Linked DNA regions of Homo sapiens: region 1 is linked to region 2. A link is a contact called in ENCODE Hi-C data. All regions are on one chromosome and are shown on one strand. Each heading gives the region's core, a stretch centred on a gene start or an enhancer-like site at or near the end of the contact. The rest is flanking DNA. Distances are from core to core; before and after follow the strand shown. Region 1 overlaps MTAP (methylthioadenosine phosphorylase). Region 2 overlaps CDKN2B-AS1 (CDKN2B and CDKN2A antisense cis and trans regulatory RNA 1).

What was found. A loop is a pair of places that touch in the nucleus more often than their neighbours do. Pooled maps may share reads with other maps.
Region 1: a loop to region 2 is called in a map with no recorded cell type, with 2.7 times the contacts of the local background. The contact joins two enhancer-like sites. A Hi-C loop is called at or near these places in 7 of 37 single-sample maps with no recorded cell type and 3 of 50 pooled maps.

What each region holds. Positions count from the first base shown.
Region 1 is chr9:21,830,172-21,835,214 of GRCh38, forward strand. The region is part of intron 4 of MTAP (methylthioadenosine phosphorylase); the gene reads left to right. Among named protein-coding and RNA genes, the nearest start is that of MTAP, 30 kb to the left of the region's middle. RefSeq lists enhancers at 1,761-2,070, 1,938-3,137, 3,387-3,526. Within about 2 kb of position 2,045, at least 8 of the 41 ENCODE cell types and tissues checked have a DNase peak (open chromatin) inside an H3K27ac peak, as active enhancers do.
Region 2 is chr9:22,027,607-22,032,522 of GRCh38, forward strand. It overlaps CDKN2B-AS1 (CDKN2B and CDKN2A antisense cis and trans regulatory RNA 1), which reads left to right. Exons shown (of 19, transcript NR_003529.4): 2 at 1,827-1,988. Among named protein-coding and RNA genes, the nearest start is that of CDKN2B, 21 kb to the left of the region's middle. RefSeq lists an enhancer at 2,465-2,544. Within about 2 kb of position 2,810, at least 5 of the 41 ENCODE cell types and tissues checked have a DNase peak (open chromatin) inside an H3K27ac peak, as active enhancers do.

The sequences.
Region 1 (5,043 bases), core at 795-3,294, 200 kb before region 2:
ATCTTGGTCTAGAACTTAAATTCCAAAAGAATGTGTTATATTTTTCATTTTCCCGTTTTTGTTGCACAGGGACGAGTTTCCTGATGCTTCCTTGCCATAGGCCCTGGGCTCTGTGTGTAGTGTTCTTCCCAAACCAAAAATTAAAAATAGGAAAATCAGAATCTATACCAAGAACTTTGTCTAGGAGGCTTGTCTGCAGTAGGTTTCTTCAGTGCCTATGCCTCCTGCTGGATTGTGTTTGATTAATCCATTTCTTTTAACTTGTACAAGGTCCCCATTGTTAGAGCCACAAGTCATTTGGCCACTGAGGGTAAAAGATGGTTAGGAGTGGGATTTGTTCCACTTCTTTGCAGCGATTAAACAGTCAGTTTGAACTGGGGAAAGTATTTGACCTTTAGTCTGTCCTAAAAGAATGTCATCAGGCTGTTTATACATTAAAAGGCTCTCATAAGATATGTACTCCCAGATTCATAATTTTGGAACTTCTCTCCTATGGTACACACCCTTGTATGTATGCACACCTGGCTCTCACTGAGTCACTTATGGGAAACTGAAGCAAGTTTTTCTATTAATAGGGGAAAAAAGACCTCATAAAAGAGTCAAAGTAAATGAGACTTAGAGAAATGTAGAAGCATGACTATGCATCACTGGGCCTTTGCTTAGTTTTTATTCATCAGCCATGGAGAAGAAAGGCATGACTCTTTCCTGCCTCCCACACCCACCGGACTTGTAAAGCTCGACTTCGATGATGCATTATAAAGTGGTGCACAGGATTGGTTTTTAATGAGATTTTTGCCATTGGAGCAAAGCAAGACTGTTTCCCTGCCAGCTGCTTTATTCAAGTCATGAGGCATTTTGTTGTCTCCTCCTGTACTTGTGGTACATGGGCCCTCCATTTTCTAGCCCAGTTCTTGTTAGATACCTTTGCACATTCATTTGTATGTATGGCAGAACTGATGATATGGCCTTTCTTTCACCCCCAACTACTAACTGTCCATGCCATTAAAGATACATGGACAGGGGATTCCAGCAATTTCTACAGTTGCTCTTCTTTCTCTTTACCATTAATCCTGATGATTGTAGGAAATCAGTACACCATATTTATTATGCAAATCTAAGAAAAACAACTAGATCTATAAACTATTTGAAAAGATGCCCACATTGTATTTTTTTGTTGTTTTTTTAGATAGGATCTTTCTCTGTTGCCCGGGGTAGAGTGCAGTGGCCTGATCGCAGCTCACTGTAGCCTCTACCTCCTGGGCTTAAGCAATCCTCAGCCCGTCTAGTAGCTAGGATTACAGGAATCTGCCACTGTGCTTGGTAATTTTTTTTTTTTAAGGAGATGGGGTCTCACTATGTTGCCCAGGCTGGTTTCAAACTCCTGGCCTCAAGCAGTCTTCCTGCTTTGGCCTCCCCAAAGTGCTGGGATTATAGGCATGAGCCACTGCACCCAGCTACATATTTTTTAGAAAAGGATCAGATGAGTAGGACTTGCTCAACTGCTATCACTGTCAGAAATATCTCAAGGTGAAACTTGCAAACATATCAGTAAGGAGAAGGATGAGATTTCTTTTTTAATAGTCTTCTTTATCAGGAATGTTTTGCAGATATTGATTTTTTTTTTTTTTACAATGAGAAAAATATGACCAAAAACTGAATATTAAAGGAAGCAGAGTGTGATTCCCGGTGCTAAACAGTTTCTATAAAATGTGGCTAATAACATATTGGCCTGTTGTGCCTAAGGCCTGTGTTTGGGTTATGCCTTCTCAAAGAATGCAGTGGAAGAATCTCAGCTTAGAAGTGAGGACATCCAGAATTCTTTCCTGGCTGTGCCGTGAAATTCCTTTGTCACTTAGTGTCCTCATCTGCTAAATGAGGGTGTTGAATTGATTCCTAAAAGTTCTGGTATCCTCCCCTCTTCAGATTATTTCTTCAACTTATTTTCTTGGTAGAACTGGGAGAGGTTCGACTTTGCTTTTGTCACGCATTCTTACTCATCAGGAAAGTCCCGCTATAAACACAGTGCTGAGGGATCAGTTATGTCAGTCTGTTTCCTTCTCCCAGAGACCAGCCCTGCCTTGGGCTTCCCCTAGAACTTTATGTCATAGCATAAAGGCCCGTGTCTGGGCCCTGAGGTTGGGAGTATGCTCTGATGTCAAGTATTTGATCATTCTCTTTCTGCCTCTTGATGACTAGAAAGCGTTTTATGGTAAAGAGTTACGCAAGAAGCCTTTGTTTAGCTCTTTCTCTCATTGCTAAAAATAGTAAGCTGTTTTTAACCCTTACTGTTCTTACTTCTTCTTACTCATTTCCCTCACTCTTTAGCTGAGAATGTCACCTCCACCTTTATAGAGAAGACAGAAACTTAAGCATAAACTCTTCACCTTCCTTCACCTTCCCTTTCCCCAGTTACTTGCGTCCCTGTTCTTTGTCATCCTCTTGTCTGTAGCTGTCCTTGAAGTGGTGTCCACTATTCCCCTGGATGAGGTTCATTCTTACGTTCTGTTCCATAACCTAGTTGTGTTATTAACTTCCCATCATACATCCTTTTATTAAAAATCCTACACTACCAGTTTTTGAGTTCCTATTAGGTGTCACAATCAGTTAATCCCACTTACGGCATACAGCAGTCATTATTCCAGTTTATACTTGAAGAAACTTAGGCCCTTACTATGTTTCTGGCACTGCTTATTATCACAGCTCTAGAAGACATCTTCTATCTACCTTATCCTTCCCTTTTACAAAAGGTGAGAAAACTGAGGCCCAAAGAGGTTGTTGTCACCACCTATGTAGAGTGAGGATTTTTATTTTTGTGCTATTGTTTAGCATGATCTCATGAAATATAATAGAAAATAAGGGGAAACTATGGTACCTGTTTATTGAGCAGCCTTCCTTGACTGGGATATAAACATCCATTGGTTTTCCTCCTTTTTCATGCCACCACAAGCACTCAGGGGCACTCTTGATACCAGAACAGTGGGAGGATCTTAGTGATATTGGTCCAAATTCATAAGTTTTCACTTCTCTTTTTTTTGAGACAAGATCTCACTCTCGCCCAAGCTGGAGTACAGTGGCGCCACAGCTCACTGCAGCCTTTACCTCCCAGGCTCAGGTGATCTTGCCACCTCAGCCCCCCAAGTAGCTGGGACTACAAGGGTGTGACACCATACCCAGCTAATTTTTTGTATGTTTTTGTAGAGACAGGGTTTCACTATGTTGCCTGGGCTGATCTTGAACATCTAAACTCAAGGGTTCCACCCACCTTGGCCTCCTAAAGTGCTGGGATTACATGTGTGAGCCTCACTTCCTTCTGGTTATAGAGACAGAATTGTTCCACTTCTTAGTCTGATGTTTCTGTCAGAATTTTTTCTCATGACTGCCTATTCACGCTGCTGTTTGATTCTTGGGATATATTTTAAATGATGGGTAGATTCACTTCCCCTAAACCGTCCTCCTTATGAGCAGCCGTTATTCTGCTCTGCCAGTAAATTAATTGACTCACGATTCTGCATGTTGGGGCTTGTTGTGGATACAGACCGTATTCTGAAATGTCCTCAGAGGTCGATGATTGTGTTTGCTTCTGCCAGGGGATGGGTGTTTGCCCTCAGCTTGTTTGCAACACCACATTTCCTCAAAGGAAACGTATTAACTAACAGCTATCTTCAAGCCAATGTAAGAGTCTTGATTCAAGAAACAACCTACCAGTCAGTCTATTTCTAGGCTTTTCTCCCTCTCTTTGAAAGTGCCAGTGTTCTTCCTTTCACTCTCTTGAACTCATTTTTCCTGCCAGCACACATCATTTTGTCTCCTTTACTTTTCCATAGGCTGTTTTTTTTTATTTGTCTACTAGCTTTTCTTATCACATATCCCTGCTTGACAACCTTAAGCAATTTGTTGGATACCCTTGATTTGAGGCCCATCAATATGTCATACTTTGGGATTGGCAGAAGAAATGTTTAGAAGCATATTTTCCATAAATGATAGTGACAAGTGCCAAGCACTTGCTTCATGTTGTCTCATTCAGTTTTCACGGGGACTTTATAAGGTAAGTGGGATTACTCCCGTTTAAGGAAACTGATATAACTGAGGTGCAGAGAGACGAGAGTGACTTTCCCAGAGGCACACAGCTAGTGAGTGGTAAAGCCAGTAGATAAGCCAGTCCCTGAAATCCGTGTTTTCCAGTAGGATCCCAAGCTATGGGGAGATAAAAATTAGTCCCCTTGCCTAGCTAGAGGGCTTTAAAGGTTAAAGCAAGAGGAAGAAGCAGACCTTATCTTTTAGTTCTGTAAGTTTGGAGTGTATCGTGGGTCTCACTGAAACTAGAAAAATTGTCAGCACGGCTGCATTCCTTTCTGGAGGCTTAGGGTAGAATCCCTTTCCCTGCCTTTGCCACTCACCTTGGCATATGGCCCTCATCCATCTTCAGAGCCAGCAATGGCAATGGAGTCCTCACCTCTCATCATGCTGACATTGACTCTTCTGCCTCCGTCTTCCACATGTGAGGACTCATGTGAAGACATGCCGCACACCTAGTTAATCCAGAATAACCTTTCTATTTTAAAGTCAGCTTGTTAGCAACCTTAATTCCATTTGCTCTCTTAGTTCCCCTTTGCCATCTAAAGTAATATATTCATAGGTTCTAAGGGTTAGCATGTGGACATCTTCGGAGGGGCCATTATTTGAAATCTAAAATGGAGATGTTATTGCATCGCAGTCTATTGGGAGGTAGCCACTGGAGGTTTTTGCAGCCTTGTTTTTATATTTAAGCAAGGGTGTATATGTGTGTCTTAGTCTGTTCAGGTTGATACAACGGAATACCATAGACTGGGTAGCTTCTAAGCAACAGAAATTTCTCACAGTCCTGGAGGCTGGGAAGTCCAAAAAAAGTTGCCAGCAGATTTGGTGTCTGGTGAGAACCTACTTTCTCACAGATAGCACCTTCTTATTGTGTCCTTACATGGTGGTAGAAGGGCGACCTAGCTCTCTGGGATCTCTTTTATAAGGGGTCTGATCCCAATCATGAGAGATCTGCCTAATCACCTC
Region 2 (4,916 bases), core at 1,560-4,059:
GGGTACAGTTCTATGTTGATTTATCCAATTTATCAAATAGCCATTCAGCAAATATTTATTGAGTGTCTGTTATGTCACAGGCACTCTTTTCGGTCCTCAAAATACATCCGTGACAAAGAGTAAAAGATTCCTGTTCATGGCTCTTACATTCCAGGAGGGATAGCAATTTCTTTTGTAAAGTTAATCACACAACAGAAATGTGAAATAATATTGATGCTGTAAGGAAAGGAAAAATAAATGAAATAAATTGAAAAAGAAATGTGAAGGAATAATTAAAAGAGGCTATATTTTATTGAATAAAAATAAAAGAGGCTATGTTTTATTGAATATGCTCCATGTTTTATACTATATCATAAAACATACAAGATCTGGCTTTTAAGAAATCAATATCTTCATCAATATCTTCATTCAGACTCATCTAGATTAGATTACTCTGAATCTAATCACATAGAGACTTGTCTGACAAATCCAGATTTTTTGGACGTTCTGCAGGACTATTTGTCAGGATATTTCACAGGATTCCAAGAAATAATATTGGTGTCCATGCTATAATGATTCCTCAGCTCCTCCCATCTGATAAAATATTGATTTCTTATACATATAAAACATATAAAAATATTTAAAATATTTTTTGTTATATGAGTGAATCAATAATAAAACCACTATCTCAATAATCATCAACTGATTGCAAACTGATTGTTCATCTCAGAAAAACCTTGGCAGAGTTAAAATAAAAGTTTCAAAATACAGAACTTAGTACCAAAATTAAGGCAGTGTTAGGTTTCTAATTTTGCTATTCACATGTTAAATGAATTTTCAAAATTCAGTAGCTAATACTAGCTAGGGTTTTAAACAAGACATAGTTAAAATGAAACTTTAAAAAAAGAATCATAAACTTCAGTATCATCATGATGGCAGTTTTAGGATTTTAATGTTGACACCCTAGTCTCAAATTTGTACTTAATGTGGTTATATAGCTAGGCAGTGCTGGAGTGAAAGTTTCAAAACAAATTAAAATCAAAAGTTAAGAAAAAAATATGAAGGCAATTTTAAGGTGTTTAATTTGGCACTGTAGTTTCAAAATAGTACCTGAAACTTAACAGCAAAGTATCAGATTCATTTATAAAACAATGTGACTGATCTTTATGTATGGTTTGTGAAACATTTATGCAGTGTCACTTCAGAAAACTCTGCCATTATAGATTTGAATTGATTAAGGATATCCACTCCTTTCCTTGGCATGATACAAATAAATTACTAAAGTATAATTGTAACAATGATAAATATAAGTGACAATACCACCATATTACTATGAAACACAGATTGATTATGGTATAATACAATTTAGCATCTCCATATTTTTGAAAATGAACTTGTTTCTCTAACTGGCTTAATTTGGGACAATTTGGACATCAAAAAGAATGATGATGCAATTTAAACCATACAAAAATTAAAAAAAAAAATCCAAGGGACGGTGGTGAAAGTCTTCTTTCTAGAAGAATAGCAGCTAATATACACAGAACGAATCTTAGAATTAGAAAATCACTATATTTTGATCCCCTTCCCCAAAGGGTGACAAAACCATTGGTAGACAGTGGTTGAGAAACAGAATAGTCTCAGGATATCACTCCGTAGATTTATTCATTAATTAAAAAGAGAAAATGTGCTTTGAGAGAGAGAAAGCTATTACCGTCTTTATCAAATAGGAGAGCCTGATCATGTGTGGTCTGAAGTTTATCTAATGGGATTCCTGATGGAATGTTTAGTCTGAATCTAATCACATAGAGACTTGTCTGACAAATCCAGATTTTTTGGATGTTTTGCAGGACTATTTGCCACGACATTTCAAAGGATTCCAAGAGAGAATATTGGTGTCCATGCTGTGATGATTCCTCAGCTCCTCTCATCTGATCTCCGTCCTGGCCCCCATGACTTTCTTTGTGGTAGTTAGGGTGTGGTATGTGCCACTGAGGCCCACACCTATTGCTGTAAGTGCTGTTTGGGAAACCATCATCTTTCAGGTCTGTGTGATAAAAGAAGAGCCTTGGGGAAATGTTCTCTTCCAAATTTAATCTTTACATTATTAGAAAATATTTTGATGACCTGTTTTCAAATATTTTCTTATAACTTTCCATTTTCATGTGTTTATTCTGACAGTTTATTTTATCTTGTATTTATAATCACTAAGATGTTAGTATTGTAATATTAATATTACATGATTTAAATTAGGAAAAATGTGTTTTCTATTACAAAATGGATAGTGGATAATTTAAGTATAGAAAGTAATATTTTCTATATGGGACTATTTCACTCTCTGTAATATCCTGAATTCTAATTCCCACTGTAGTGAGCTATAACTTTACTAATCAGTTTTCTTACAATCGATTTTAAGTCTATTTTGTTAGATCTAAAGACATAAAGCCAAAAGTTCTTCTTGAAGAGAAGCACATTTCAGTTACGTTTATAACTTGAAATATCTGGTTTTACTCAAAACTCACATGTCATACTGAAAAACAGAAGGGAGATGTTGTCTTTTCTTGAGGAGAGACTTCTCTGCAGTTAAACAGCTCACCACATGTTTAGAGTACATAGACAATACACTTCCTCTTTTGTAATGTAGATTTCAGCTTTTTGCTTGTAGAATTATCATTGGCGTGGAGGTTATACAGGGGAAGTAGTGAAAAATGTAGCCAATACCAGGAACCTTAGGAAGTGTCTGAACTTCATCTTTTCTGTGTTCCTTTGCCCTTAGGGGGTCAGTGTAAGAGTTTGGGCTAGGAAGAGATTGCTTCTTTTACTCTATTTAGTTTGTACTTCCTATCTGGGTATTTGACAATAAATGACTCATTCTCTTTGTTTGCCCTGGTGTTGAAAAATTTTCCCATATGCCAGAGAAAAAATGTTACAGTGACACAATGTAAAATTGTAAGAGGTGGAAAAAGATGAGGTATGGACATAGTGAATGGAAGTTCAGCCCTTTAAAACTACTGGCAGAGTAGATTTTACTCAGGCTTCAATTAAGTAGACCTGAATGTAAATTCAGGTCTAGCTCTGCAACTTACTAGGTAAGTGACTTTAGTCCTCTTTAAGATTTAGTTTCCTCATTACAGGATATAATAATACTATTTTTCTTATGAGGTAAGTATTAATTGAAATAGTATATGTACATTCTAGCATACAGTGATCCCCTAATAAATGGAACTTATCATTAATACATTGCTAGGAAAAGAAAAACACATCAGGGAACAAAAGATATAACTGTCTTATTGATAACAGGGGATGGATTCTTGTGGACAAAAAAATTTAGAATTGAATTTTCAAGGGGTCATTTCTTTCACCAGGTGTAGTTAGGTTTGCTCTTATGGTAACAATGAATATGTTTGTTTAGCTTCTTAAACCGGCATCATGGAACGTTAATTAATAAACAGAATTCAATGTATTTGTGGGGCATTTTATTTTTTATGCAATCATTTGTATATATCACCTTCACAATGCATGCCACATTCTCAGACCACCTATTATGTTATTTTCTTAACATTTTTCTTCAAATTCACTCACCCTTTTAAAAACTTTACTGAAGTCTCACTTAAGCACATAATTTGTAAAATCATGGGTTTGTTGTGCAAGTTTTGTTTTTCTAATACACTCTAAAACAAATACCTTAAAAGAGTTACACCTACAGTCCATATACCACCCATAATCATCTCAAGTACCTCCAGTGCTTGTTACTGCACTTTGGAAAACACTAACATACATTATTCTCATTAGTTTTTATAATAGTTATATGAGGTGAATAGAGAAGGCATAACTATACCCATTTTAAAGATGAGAAAAGCAGGTTCATGGATAAAATCTCATAGTAAATTGCTAGAATTGGTCCTGATACTCATGCTTTCTTTAGATCAACCCAGTGCTCTTACTGTAATTGATACCAAATTCTTTAAGGAAACTTAGAGCTAAAAGTAAAATTTTTTGTATTTAGACCTGATTATTTTGTGGTAATTTGAATATAGGTCAATATGAAAAAAAATAAAAGATGAAACAAAGAAACTGAGAGCAGATCACCAAGTTGCGGTAGGTTAGCCTAAGATAGCTTTTGGTTTTCTCAGCCTTCTACTATTCACAGCTTTGTGTAATCCCCTCCACTTGAGTATCTTGCTCATACCAATAGAATATGGTAGTAGAGTAGAGGTCACCTCTCTGATAAGTTTACAGAAGATTGCGACCTCCGTCTTGCCAGAGTACTTCCTCTCTTGCTGGTTTTGATGAAGCAGGCTGCCACAGAAGAGAGGCTCACATGGCAGGGACCTGAGGGCAGCCTCTGGCCAACAGCAAGCAGTAAACAGATGCCCTCAGTTCAATATCCCTCAAAGAAATGAATCTTACCAACAGCCAGTTGTGTTAGCTGGGAAGCAAATCTTTCCCTAAGGGAGATTTCAGATGAGGCCCCCAGCCTTGGTAGACACCTTGATTGCAGTCTTGTGAGAGATTGTGAAGCAGAGCTATTCTCAGAATTCATGGGTGTTTTAAGCTATGAGGTTTTTTTTGGGGGGAGAATGGTCATTTGTGATTCAGCTATACATAAGTCTACAAAAGTCATTCCAGAAGTGATTCAGTGGAGGTAGAATCATGTGGTTGTGAGCCCCAGGCACTTGGAGTTCTGATAGAATTGTGACTTCTAACACTGGACACCTTTTCTTTTTCTCTTATTCTCCCATTTTTCTCCTTTCCCCTTTTCCTCCCTTCCTTCCCTTCATTCCTTCTACTTTTTCCGTACTTTAAATTAATAGAGCAGTTGGAAACACAAAAGCAATGTCTGTATCTACAAAATGTCATTATTTATACTTTGTATCCACAGTGTGCTGCCTAGGGCTTCATGCCTGAGGTGCATCTGTAGAAGGTGCTCAACAAAGGCT